Regions from separate parts of the Homo sapiens genome. Here all the other regions are linked to region 1. A link is a contact called in ENCODE Hi-C or POLR2A ChIA-PET data. All regions are on one chromosome and are shown on one strand. Each heading gives the region's core, a stretch centred on a gene start or an enhancer-like site at or near the end of the contact. The rest is flanking DNA. Distances are from core to core; before and after follow the strand shown. Region 1 holds the start of ZNF574 (zinc finger protein 574). Region 2 holds the start of PAK4 (p21 (RAC1) activated kinase 4). Region 3 holds the start of DYRK1B (dual specificity tyrosine phosphorylation regulated kinase 1B). Region 4 holds the start of PSMC4 (proteasome 26S subunit, ATPase 4).

The links. Hi-C counts contacts between places; a loop is a spot of excess contacts on that map. ChIA-PET counts read pairs that join two places held with the same protein, here RNA polymerase II (POLR2A). Pooled maps may share reads with other maps.
Region 2: a loop to region 1 is called in a pooled map of gastrocnemius medialis, with 9 times the contacts of the local background. The contact joins the promoter of PAK4 here to the promoter of ZNF574 in region 1. A Hi-C loop is called at or near these places in 7 of 50 pooled maps. POLR2A ChIA-PET finds 5 or more read pairs at or near these places in 2 of 52 experiments (IMR-90 and naive thymus-derived CD4-positive, alpha-beta T cell).
Region 3: a pooled map shows a loop between it and region 1 (10-fold over the local background). The contact joins the promoter of DYRK1B here to the promoter of ZNF574 in region 1. A Hi-C loop is called at or near these places in 7 of 50 pooled maps. POLR2A ChIA-PET finds 5 or more read pairs at or near these places in 2 of 52 experiments (T-cell and activated B cell).
Region 4: a map of ascending aorta shows a loop between it and region 1 (4-fold over the local background). The contact joins the promoter of PSMC4 here to the promoter of ZNF574 in region 1. A Hi-C loop is called at or near these places in 2 of 168 maps with a recorded cell type or tissue (ascending aorta and naive thymus-derived CD4-positive, alpha-beta T cell) and 6 of 50 pooled maps.

What each region holds. Positions count from the first base shown.
Region 1 is chr19:42,074,664-42,077,772 of GRCh38, forward strand. It overlaps ZNF574 (zinc finger protein 574), which reads left to right and starts at 1,503. Exons shown (of 2, transcript NM_022752.6): 1 at 1,503-1,623. RefSeq lists enhancers at 663-732, 813-862, 1,083-1,202 and silencers at 1,573-1,832, 1,843-1,922.
Region 2 is chr19:39,124,185-39,127,293 of GRCh38, forward strand. It overlaps PAK4 (p21 (RAC1) activated kinase 4), which reads left to right and starts at 1,602. Exons shown (of 10, transcript NM_005884.5): 1 at 1,602-1,735.
Region 3 is chr19:39,832,598-39,835,706 of GRCh38, forward strand. It overlaps DYRK1B (dual specificity tyrosine phosphorylation regulated kinase 1B), which reads right to left and starts at 1,565. Exons shown (of 11, transcript NM_004714.3): 1 at 1,426-1,565. FBL (fibrillarin) reads right to left here. Exons shown (of 9, transcript NM_001436.4): 8 at 2,071-2,216; 9 at 1,861-1,965. The coding sequence ends at 1,941. RefSeq lists silencers at 738-1,007, 1,268-1,377.
Region 4 is chr19:39,969,525-39,972,633 of GRCh38, forward strand. PSMC4 (proteasome 26S subunit, ATPase 4) reads left to right here and starts at 1,641. Exons shown (of 11, transcript NM_006503.4): 1 at 1,641-1,714; 2 at 2,622-2,720; 3 at 2,845-3,031. The coding sequence starts at 1,679. It overlaps LOC124904720 (a long non-coding RNA gene), which reads right to left and starts at 1,447. Exons shown (of 3, transcript XR_007067260.1): 1 at 1,356-1,447; 2 at 830-912. RefSeq lists enhancers at 961-1,010, 1,511-1,900, 1,925-2,604.

The sequences.
Region 1 (3,109 bases), core at 253-2,752:
CTGTTTTAACTATACATGCCTGGTGTTAGGGAATTTAATCCATGAGAAGGTTAGGACATCTAGTGACCAAATGGCCATAGAATTGGCCCCGGGTCTCACTGTGAGACGCATCCCATAGTGGCTTCAGGTAAGTAAATAAATAACACAATTCTGAGAGTCAGTTTCCTCATCCGATAAGTTGAAATTCCTCTGTGTTTGGGTTCAAGGAGTAGGTCTGGAAATGTTTCTTTTCTTCTTTCAGATGGAGTCTCGCTCTGTCGCCCAGGCGGGAGTGCAGTGGCGTGATCTCGGCTCACTGCAACCTCGGCCTCCTGGGTGCAATCAAATCTCGAGCCTCAGCCTCCCGAGTTGCTGGGGTTACAGGCACGAGCCACCACGCCCAGCTAATGTTTTGTATTTTTAGTAAAGATGGTAGTTTCACCAGGTTGGCCAGGTGGGTCTCGAATGCCTGACTTCAAGTGAACCCGCCTCAGCGTCCCAAAATGTTGGGATTGCAGGCGTGAGCCACCACGCCCAGCCTGGAAACGTTTCTAACAGTACTGGGGCAACTCCCTCCCAAGGCCCTGAGGGGCGCAGGAACGAGGTGAGTAGGAATGGCCAGAGCCCCTTGGACACATGGGGCCCCAATCTCGAGGTGTAAGGGTCAGAGTCACCCCGGAAGGAGGTGGAGTGGAGTCCGCCCGTTACCGGCTCACTTCCTTCAGGCTCTCACCCCGATTGTCCTTCAGGTCCTCTACCCACCACACTCCCTATTTCTTCCAATGAAATTGTCCCTGCTTCTTTTTCTCCATATCCTCGCTCTCCTTGCTTCCCCTATGACATTTCTCCTCTCTCCACCTCCCAAAAGTCCCCTCGGTCTTTTCTCTGTTTCTTCCTGTTGCCTTCATTCCCCTCCTTTTAATAAAGTGAGTCTGGAACCTTGGTTTCCCTTTTCTCTCTCCATGTGACTGGTGCTGCATGCAGTTTGCCCTCTCCCCATCGCGCTAAGTGGTTTCACTTTCTCCCTCTGACCCTCGGGGAAACCACAAAGGTTCCCGTGCCTCCATTCCCCCGCTCCAGCCCTCAAGGTGCCGCGTGCCTCAATTTCCCAGGCTCTTTTCCTCCCTCTCCCTGTCCCCAACGCTGACTCCCTCACGGCGTCCCCAAAATGGCGCCCGCGGCCGCGCTCCGCCGCCTAACGTCATCGCGCCGCCCTCCGCTCAGAGTTCCCCTCTGGAGCCGTCGGAGGCGGAGTCGAGGAGGAGGAGGAGCATCCTCTAAGGAGGATTAAAGGGGCGGGCACTATCCACCCGAGGGCTGACCGGTGAGGGAACGACGCTAAAGGATTGGTTGGGCGCTGCGGGGAATCTCGACGCTCCTCACTATTGGCCCAAGCCTCAGAGACATGAACGTCGATTGGCCGAACGGCAGGGCCCGAGCGGGCAATGATTGGTTGCGTCCGGCCGTCCGTGCGGCGGCCGAGGAGGAAGGTGGGAGGGGCGTTGCTGAGGGTAGCTGGGGGCGAGAGCGAGGCTACGGAGCAGGCGAGAGGCGACGGCGAGAGCTAGAGCGGGCGCAGCGTTAGGGTGGCCGTGCAAGGGGAGCCGTGGCCCGGGCCCGGGGCGTGCGAGACGGCGGAAGCAGGTGAGCGCGAGCGGGCGCGCAGAGGCCGGCCGGGCTGCGCTCCCTGCCGCCGCGGCCTCCTCTTGCCAGGTCGCCTGCGCACTGAGGGCCTGAGGGGGTGCGCGCCGGGCAGTTAGGGCGGAGCGGCACCAACGGCCGACCCGGCGCGCGGGCAGCCGGGCGGGGGCCGGGCTGGAGCGGCGGGTGGGGAAGGGGCCTGGAGTCGCGTGCGGGGCTGAGTGAGGAGGGGCGGGGCTCGGGCTGAGGCTTTGGTGGGGCACCTGGGCGGGAAGGGGAGGCCTCAGAGCTGTCCCAAGAGGGCTCCGCGGCTCCCCAGGGTTTGGGGTAAAGGACTTGGTGGTGTGGCAAGTCCAGGACGAAGGGGCTGGGCCGGTTAGACGGCACGTGGGTGCCCAGTTAGGGGCTTAGGGCGTGAGAAAGATAATTAAGTTAATGCAGGGGAAAAATATCTAGTTCTTCCTGGAAAGAATTGGGGCGGTGAGAGGGGTTTTGGTGTGAAGACATTAGGAAATCGATATCCCCAAGGGAACGGTTTAGAGCTAAGGAGGGGTCCAGTTGTAATGGATGGGGTTAAATTAATGTGAAGAGGCCTTAAACCAATGTGTCAGGAGGTTGGGTACCCTTGGAATGCGTGGAAAGGAGTCTTTGTACAAAGAAGGATTAAGTGTATTTTAAAAGGGTGTCTGGGTGTCCCTAGAATGAGCTGGGGAAGGTAGTCTTTTTTAAGTACAGGTAATTAGGCCAAGGTGAAGATGGGATTTGGTTATTGGAAGGGGAGGAAGTAGGGTGGGAGAGATCTGTGTGCTAAAGTGAGGGGTGCCTGGGAATTCCTGGAATGAGACTGAGAGGTTGCTAAGACGCTGGGGGGTCTGAGTACCCCCAGAATAGGAGGCTGGTGAGAGGGGCTTGAGTGTGAGGAAGAGGGGTCTGTGCTGGATTAAGGTGGTGATGGAGGTTCTGTATGAGAATAGGAGGTCCGGGTATCCCTAAAGGGGGTTTGGGCAGCACGAGGGGTGTGTGTAAAAGGAGCTTAAGCCATTGTGAAAGATGGGTGTGTGGATCTTTACACAAAGAAGAGGAGTTATGTTGCTACGAAGAGGAGGGTCTGAGCATCCCTAGAATGGGTTAGGGTGGGTTGGGTCTTCTAGCAAATTAAAAAAGATTAGGTTAATAATGTGGAGGAGGATCTGGATATTCCTGAGATGGATTTGAGGGGGGGCTCTGTTTGCAAGAGAGGCATAGGTTGATATAAAATGAGGGTATGGGCATCCCTGAATGAGTGGCTGTGTATGAACAGGAAGGGTTTAAATCAATGGGAAGAGGGGATCTGGGTATCTCAGAGGGGATTAGAATTGTCGATTTGGTCTTGGTACAAAGAAGAGGTGATGAATGTAAAGAGTGGATAGATACCCTGGAGACAGGAGCTAGGGTGGTGGAAGGGCCTAGGTCCGAAGCGGGGAGGAGTAGGCTTTTGTGAAAATGGGTC
Region 2 (3,109 bases), core at 352-2,851, 3.0 Mb before region 1:
AGAAATTAATTAAATGCCTACTATGTGGCTGTTCTGGGGCAGAGGAGAAGCACCAAACATTTAAGAGTATCTCTGAAGGGGTGGAATTACCACGCATTCAAACAGCCCTTCCACCAATGTTTACTGAGCATCTACATGCCAACAGTGCTGGGGCACTGGGAATGCAGCAGTGAACAAAGACAGAAATCCATGTTGTCATGGGGCTGACATTCCAGCAGAGGAGACAACCAACAAGCAATAACTACAATTAGGAGTGAGAAATAAGAACAAAGCAGACAGAGTTTGGTAGTATGTGAGAGGGATGTTTGCTGCTTTCCTTAGGGTGAGCGAGGGAATTAGTTCACAGAGAAAGTGACATCTGTGTAAAGCCCTGAAAAAAGGGAGGGAGAGATAAGGATACCTGGGGGAAGAGTATGTTCCAGGCAGAGGAACAACCAGTGCAAAGACTGTGAGGTGAGAGCGCACCTGACAAGAGTTCAGGAACAGCATGAAGGCTGGAGTCCAGTGAATAAGATCCAGGAGGAGAGATGTCTGGCCGGGCGCAGTGGCTCACGCCTGCAATCCCAGCACTTTGGGAGGCCGAGGCAGGAGTATAGTTTGAGCCCAGGAGTTCGAGACCAGCCTGGCCAACACAACAAAACTCTCTCTTTAAAAATAAAAGAAAAAGGCCAGCTTGGTGGCTCACACGTGTAATCCCAGCACTCTGGGAGGCCGAGGCGGATAGATCACCTGAGGTCAGGAGTTCGACCTGGCCAACATGGTGAAACGCTGTCTCTACTAAAAATACAAAAAATTAGCTGGGTGTGGTGGTGGACGCCTGTAATTCCAGCTACTCAGGAGGCTGAGGCAGGAGAATCTCTTGAACCCGGGAGGCGGAGGTTGCAGTGAGCTGAGATCGCGCCATTGCACTCCAGCCTGGGCAACAAGAGCGAAACTCTATCTCAAGACAAATAAATAAGTAAAAATAAAATTTAAAAAAATTTTTAAAGAAGATGTCTGCTGTTTGTTTTCAATATTTTGACCAATTACTTCGTAAAAACTTATTTAAAAATTGAAGAGCAAACAGTCTCAGGTTCCCGGGCTCAGACAGACCAGCGTTCAAAACTCATTACCTTCTTTCTATGATGCTAAGCCAGCTATTTCACCCTCTGAACCTCTGTTTCTTTATCTGTAAAATGGGTATTAATGATATTATACCACAGGGTTGTATATGCAGCGAGAAAATGCAAGTAAAACACTTATCCCGGTGCCTGCCTCCTAGTAAGTGCTTAAGAACTGTTTCTGCCCATTAACTCATTACTTTCTCCCAGCCCCTAACTCCTTCTGGGGGGGAAGTTAGAAAATCGGTATCACACGAAAACAGTCATTTCCCCTTTAAGGACCTCAGTGGGCCGGGAGCCAGCCTTCCCGCACCTTTTCCAAAATTTCCAATCCCCGCTTGGCATTTTCTGCCCGAAGGTCTCCGATTGGACGCTCTGTACCAATCGGAGGCTGGAGCGGGCCCTGAGAGGCGCCCGACTCCGCCCCCGCACTGGCCCTGCCCACTGCCCGGTCAGCCTCGTTGCTATGGGGACTGGTGGGCGGTGAGGGGGGAAAGCCCCGGATGTTCGTTGGGGATTCAACATGGCGGCGGGAGTGTCCGCGGTGGTGGCGGTGCAAGAGAGCTGAGGGAGGCGCGAGGGCGCGGAGTTCCAGGTCGAGCAGTTAGGCCGCGAGCGACTGCGGCGCCGAGCCGGTAGGATAAGGGGTCCGGCCAGGGGCTTGCGGTGGGCCGGGCGCTGGCGGCGGGACGGCGTTTCCGCGAGGAGGGGGGCGGGGCCGCCGGGGTCAAAGGTCACTGGTGGAGGGAAGGGTCGCGTCCGAGGGGTCGGGGGTTAACGCAGACTGGAGGGAGTTGTAGTGGAGGTCGGAGATCAAACCAGCGAAGGGGGCGTGGCGAAGGGGAGTGCAAAGTTTGAAATTCGAAGTGGGGGCGCGTTCGAGGGGTTCTGGGCGAGTCTCAAAAAAGGCAGGGTCAAAGTTAATAATTTGAGGGAAGGCTGCCCCCACGAGGGTCAGAGGTCACAGCCCCAGGGGCGCCAGGTTGGAGGTTTAAAGCTGCCCCTAGCGGAGCAGATGAATGAGTTTTAGGTTCGGGGGCGTCTTTTAGGGGTTCAAAGCTGGGGCGTGCCTAGAAGGTACAAAGGTGAGAATCTGACAGCGGGGCAGCTGTTTCCCAGAGTCAAAAATTAAAACCCAAGGAGGGCGTATTGCGGGGGACGGGGGGGGGGGGGGGGGCCGGGTCAGAGATGCTTCCTGGTGACAGGAGAAGGGGGAACCCTCCCACAAATAATAATGGCAAACACTCATGAAACACTATGGGCTAGACCCTCTTTTTAACGCTTTACTTGTATGAGCTTATTCAGTCCTCACTATAGTCTTAGGGGGTCTTAACCTGGTATTAAGAGGTTAAGTGATTTGCACAAGGTCACCCGATGCATAAGTTGTGCGCTGGGATTCTAACTCCGGAGTTCTGGCCCAGAGCCCTGCTCTGGCCGACCGCCTCTCAAATCATCATAATGTCGGTTAATGTTTAATGAGGGCTCACACTGTGCTCCACGCCCTGTGTGCCCGGTCGTATTTCACTCCTGCTGCAATCTTGTGAAGTGAGTGCTCAAGATGAACCTACTTTACAGACGGGAAAAATGAGGCTCAGAAGCTTCTGCTGAAGGCAGAGTTAGAATCGAAGCTGGGCCTGGGTGATTCCAGGGCTCCTGCCCCTGGTCGCCACATTGTCCGCTGCCAGCCATTAGGTCTCTCCTGGAAGCAGGGGGCTGGGCAGGGCTGGGCCACTCCCTGGGCGGATCGGATTGTCTGCTTGGTTTCCTTGGAAGGGTGTGATCTGGCAGGGAAGATTCCTGTGAGCCTATGGGAGTAGGGTGTTTGTAGGTGGTCTGGAGTCCGAGCAAGGGAGTCCGACGGGCTTCTGACTGGGGAGAGTGTCCCTGGGTGGTACCCTGGGCAGAGCGGGGTGTTCACTGTTCTTAAAACCCTAAGCTCTCACTGTGGTCCTTAGTCACTCCCACCTCACTTCTTATGGCTCTGCCCATTTCTCCCCAGCCCCTTTACT
Region 3 (3,109 bases), core at 315-2,814, 2.2 Mb before region 1:
CAACCACACCAAAGTTATCTGAGAACCTCTATAGAACAGAGTCCTATCTCTACAGCATTCTCATCCACCAGGGCACGATTTTCCTAGGGGACCCTCTCCATATCATGCCAAGACCGCTTCCCTATTTCAGGTCCTCCATATTAGGAACCAGCCTTCCAGGTAGTCTCCCTGTACCATATCCCAATTCCCCCTACCACAACAGGGTTCTTCCCCATATTACTCCAATATCCCATCCCAATCAAGGCCCACTCCTCCTGATGGGAGAAGGAGGAGGTGTCTCTTCCCACAGTTTAGAGTGATCATCCTTTTCTCCCCTACACTGCTTCCTTGCCCCCCTACACACACACACACACCCTAATATTCCTACCACAGACCTTTCTCCAGGCACCCCTCTTTATACCAGGGTCATTCCACAACTGTGTCCACTCCTAGAGGGCCTCAAAGTCAAATCCCCAAGTTATCACATAGGGTTCTCTCCTCCCAGAGTTGTCAGCTACAGCAAAAATCTTCTCCCCATGGGCCACTCTCTCCCCCATGTCAAATCCCTTTCTCCTATTCCATGCCTTGCCACTCCACGACTCCTCCACCCTTGGAGCTTCCCCCAAAAAACCACCTCTTCTCCGGGGCCCTCCCACACCAGGATCATCTCTCCCAGCCCCCACCCCCTACCCGGGTCAGGGCTGGCGCGGGGCCCACGGGGGGCTGGGGCGCGGTGGGGCCCCCAGTGGGGTGGGCGAGCGGCCAGCATGGCGGCGGTGGCGGCGCTGAAAAGGCGACCGCCTGTCTCTGGCCCGGCCGGCCCCGCGGCGGGGAGGGCAAGCGGGACAGGAGGCCCGGTGGGTGACAACAGCAGCCGCCACTGCCACCGGGGGCGGGGAGAGGAGGGGACAAGGGTCAGCCCAGGGCACGCGGGGGAAGAGTAGAGCAGGTGGACGGGGGAGGGGCGACACGCCCCACCCTGAGTGACCACCAGCCCCTAGGGACCCGGCGTCCCGCCCCCCACCCAGGAGGCCCTCCTGGGCCTGCTGAGACCGGAAGGCGGGGCCCGACTGAGCTTGGCAATCGGCACCTGCCATGGCAACAACTGTACCATTGGTCGCTGGTGCCAAGAGCTCAGCCAATCACAGCCTAGGGCAGCTGTTGCTAGGCGACGAAGAAGCGGCCCGCGGAGCTGAGCCCAAACAAAGGGCGGGAGTGGGGCCCGGCTACCCCCTCCCAGCCTCCCTCCTGCAACTGCTTCCTCGGGCTTGGCCGGTTCCAGGAATTCAACTATGAATAGCCAGGCAGGGCCCGCACCTGCCTGCCACCCCCCTCCTCTCCTCCCTTGGCCTCGTGCTAAGTCTCACGGCGACGGGAGCAGGGCGGATCCCGTCCTGCCCACCTCCCTGCGACCGCTTGCCGCCCCACCCGTCCCCGCGCCGTTACCTGAAGGAGCGGGCAAGGGGACTCAAACTGCTCGGGGAGCCCGAGCTCAGACCTGCCCACTGGCTGAGGGTATCCGGCGGACGCGGCAAGCCAGGGCCCCGATTACCCAGTAATGCAACCAGCAAAATGGCGACCACAACAAACCGGCCCCCCCACGCCCTGGACTCCGCCCCCATCCCTCCCTCTCCGCTCCCCTCACGTGACCCACACTGACACTCCGCCTGCGCGAGATGGCCGCTTACCTGCACGCATGCGCAGCGAGCTACCAATCCCACCCAAGAACCGAAATCCAGGCTGCCGCTGCGCAAAGGCAGCTAGAAACGGAGCATGCGCTCTGTGACCGAGTGAGAATTTACCCAACCCCGCAAAATTGACCAAGGGTGCGTGCTCCCTGTGTCAGCAGGTCAAGGGGAGGAATGAGCAGCAGACATGGGAGACGGATGAGTCTTTTAATAGAAAAACACACGTGCAACAGTATCAACACACATCTCTCGCAATCCTGACAGCGCTGAACTTCAGTTCTTCACCTTGGGGGGTGGCCTGTGAGAGGAAGATAGGTGATGAAGGAGGGTCCCCAGGATCATGGCACTCGGGGTGCAAGGGACAGAGATGTCTGTCTTGGTGTATTGCTGGGCCCCTGCTCACCTGTACACTCCCACGACCACGGCATGGTCTCTTTCATATGGCTCAAGGGTCAACTGCTCCTGCGGCTTCATGTTCTCCTGTTGCATCTTTTTCACTTCGGAGGCAAACACGGCCTCGGCTGAGGCTGTGGAGTCAATGCAGTTGGCCTAAAGAGGAGAAAGGACTAATGTCTACAACAGGGCTTTGGGCTGTTTTTCTCTTGTGTGCTCTTTAAACCAGATGTTTTCATTATTAATTCAAGTAAAACTCAGTGCTATGGTTCTAGTGTGTCCCCCAAAGTTCATGTGTTGGAAACGTAACCCTTAAATGCAAGAGTTGAGAGGTGGGACCTTCGAGAGATGATTCAGGTCATGAGGCCTCTGCCTTCCTGAATAGAGTAATGCTATTATCACAAGAGTGGGTTGCTGATTAAAAGGATGATTATGCCCCCTTTCTATCTTGCTCTCACCCTTCTGCCAATGGATGACAGCAAGAAGGCCCTCGCCAGATTCAGACCTCCAATCTTGGACTTTCCAGCCTTTGGAACTGGGAGCCAAATAAATTTCCATTCATTATAAATTACCCAGTCTAAGGCTGGGCGTGGTGGCTCACGCCTGTAATCCCAGCACTTTGGGAGGCCGAGGTGGCTCAATCACGAAATCAGGAGATTGAGACCATCCTGGCCAACACGGTGAAACCCTATCTCTACTAAAAATACAAAAATTAGTCGGGTGTGGTGGCGCACACCTGTAGTCCCACCTACTCGGGAAGCTGACGCAGGAGAATCGCTTGAACCCAGGAACTGGAGGTTGCAGTGAGCCGAGATCGTACCACTGCACTCCAACCTGGTGACAGAGTAAGACTCCATCTCAAAAAAATAAAAATAAAAATAAAAATAAATAAATTACCCAGTCTATAGCATTCTGTGATAGCTGCATAAAATGGGCTAAGACACTCGGGTTTAGGAAATGTGATAAAAGGCTTAATGAAAGTTTTTGGCTGGGTGCAGTGGCTCGTGCCTGTAATCCTAGCACTTTGGGAGCCTGAGACAGGCAGATTG
Region 4 (3,109 bases), core at 391-2,890, 2.1 Mb before region 1:
CTGGGCAACACAGCGAAACCCTATCTCTACAAAAAACATTTTAAAATTAGCAAGGCGTGGTGGCACACGCCTGTAGTTCCAGGTGCTTGGGAAGCTGAGGTATAGGATTGCTTGAGTCTGGGAGGTTGAACCTGGAGTGAGTAGTGATCTCACCACTGCACTCCAGCCTGGGCAACAGAGCAAGAATCTCTTTCAAAAGATATATTTTTAAAGGCTACATGGGGTGGGTCATGCCTGTAATCCCAGTGCTTTCAGAGGCTGAGGAGAGAGGATAGCTTGAGGCCAGCAGTTGGAGACTCTAGTGAGCTATGATCGTGCCACTGCACTCCAGCCTGGGCGACAGAGACTCTAGCTCTTAAAAAAAAAAGAAAAAAACAGATGAATGATAACCTTTAGAAGGGATCGGGAGGCCGGATGTGGTGGCTCACGCCTATAATCCCAGCACTTTGGGAGGCCAAGGCAGGCAGATCACTTGAGGTCAGGAGTTTGTGACCGGCCTGGCCAACATGGTGAAACCCTGTCTCTACTAAAAATACAAATATTAGCCTGGGCAACAGAGTGAGACTCCGTCTCGGGGCGGGGAGTGGAGGGGGGAGAAGAAGGGATGGGGGAAAGGGGAGCACATGAGGCTTCTACTGTTTGGTTTTGCGATCTGGATTCAGGTTGTATGGGCATGTTCACTTTGTGTAATTTTGTCGAGCTGTAATGATTTGTGCTCTTCTCTTTATTTAACTTCAATAAAAGGTTTACTTAACAAAAATTGTAGCTGGTGTGAAGGGTAGCAGTGTTTCCCTGGGGCCAAGAGTACAGGCTTTGGGGACAGACAGACCTGGGTCCCAATCTATGCTTTGTCCCTTCGGCACATTGTTGACTGTGGCTGGTGGCTTCGTGGCTCTGAGCTTGTCTCCTTCTCTATAAATGAGGAAACATAATACTTGCGACGATGATGCCTGTAAAGCTTAAGCGCAGGACCTGGCATAGATCTGTAAGGCGGAAACCTGGGATACAGAACTAAGGTCTATGGATCTCCTGTGCTACCCAACTTCTGGGCACTCGCTGCCTCCTTTTCCCCAGCCCAGACGCGTGGGTTCTACTCGATTGGTTGCTCACTGCGGGCTCGGGGCTCCTCAATCCCGGGGTAAAGCCCAGTATGAAATGTCACCTTCAGGGGCAGCTCGGATCTTCCCACGCCCGCGCGGCGCACAATCTTTGGATCAGCGCCACGTGGAGACCTTACCCGCCCGTACGATCAATCCCTTCTGTGGAACCCAGCTCAAGGACCCTCCAGCCCAGACACTAGAAAGCGAAGAGCAGTTGGCCGCCAGACTGTCCGTGCCAGAGCTCTGCGAACTTACTCCGTTGAAAGAGCAACGGGGCTGCGCCACCTCCCGGAGAGAACCCCCAGCCCTCCACGGCAGGGCGAGATGGCGCCACCGCGTGATACTGCGCACGCCCACAGCTCCCGTCCCGCCCTCGCGCCTGCGGGTACGGACAGCGCATGAGCTTATGTTGAGGGCGGAGCCCAGACCAGCCCTTCGTCCTATCCTGCCCTTCCAGCACCTCTCAGCCGTAACTTAAACTACACTTCCCAGAAGCCTCCTCAGCCAGGGACTTCCGTTGTCGTCAGCGGAAGCGGTGACAGATCATCCCAGGCCACACAGAGGCCGGCTTGGTCACTATGGAGGAGATAGGCATCTTGGTGGAGAAGGCTCAGGTACAGTGGGGACTTGGGCTTTTTAGTCCGGGCCGGGCTCGCGGGGAGAGGGTGAAGCCAGACCTGAGTGGGGGGAGGAATGGCTTCCAGGACCCCGGCCCAGGTTGGGGTTATTTTAGAGGCCTCGGTGGAGAGCTTTGTGCCATTCGAAGGCCTGTCTGGGTGGCCGAGTGATGGTAGGAGGTAAGGCTCAGAAAGCGGGGCTGGGGGAGTGAGTGACGTTAGTGGGTCTTTGAGACGGATTGATTTCGAACCCTGGCCGGTAGTGCTTAGTGAGGTCGGTGGCCCGGCGTTGGGATTGGGTCAGGCGGTGAGTGATATATGGGATCCCGCCGTGCGGCCGAGTGATCCCCGGGTCTGGGCTGCGGGGCTGACTGATGTTCAGGGCTTTGCTGATGGGGGTAATGGGGCGGGTAGTTAAGTATTATCTGTGGCTTGCCTGAGTGATATTTAGGTCTAAGGTGAGTTAGGAGACTGTGACATAAGGGATCTTTGAGGGGAAACTGGGGAATGTTGGGACTCGTTGAAGGCGCAGTCACTTTAACAGCCTATCTAGGAGAGCCATGTGACATTAGGAACCTCTTGAAGGGGATTGGGTGGCATTTGGGTCTGATAAGGAGTTGATGTGACGTTTAGATCCTAGTTGGGGGTTGTGTGACACTGGGGACATGTTATGAGTGGTATATGATAACATAAGATCTGTTTGAGGGGCAAGTTGACATAAAGAGCTTGTTTAGGTGGCCAAAAGGTTTCCAGGATCTATTTAGAGGGTCTTAAGATATCAGGGGTCTGTTAGGGGCTAAGTGACATCAGGGTGAAGTGGGGAGGGGAACAAACATTAGTGAAGTTGGGAAGCTTTCATGAGAGGACTGTCTTCTTCCAATGTGAGTTATCCCCTTTCGTCTAGGATGAGATCCCAGCACTGTCCGTGTCCCGGCCCCAGACCGGCCTGTCCTTCCTGGGCCCTGAGCCTGAGGACCTGGAGGACCTGTACAGCCGCTACAAGGTACATTCGACCCCCAACCCAGACCTTGCACAGGACCTGACATCTCATACTCTTCCCCACTTTCCACCACTCTCTGGATCAGCAAGTCTGGAGCCATCCCCTTCTGTCCCCTCTCTGCTCGCAGAAGCTGCAGCAAGAGCTGGAGTTCCTGGAGGTGCAGGAGGAATACATCAAAGATGAGCAAAAGAACCTGAAAAAGGAATTTCTCCATGCCCAGGAGGAGGTGAAGCGAATCCAAAGCATCCCGCTGGTCATCGGACAATTTCTGGAGGCTGTGGATCAGAATACAGCCATCGTGGGCTCTACCACAGGTGTGCTAAGGACACCTCATTCATTCATCTGTCCACTTAACAACTATTTCCTACCATGTGCTAGGCAGCAGCAAACAA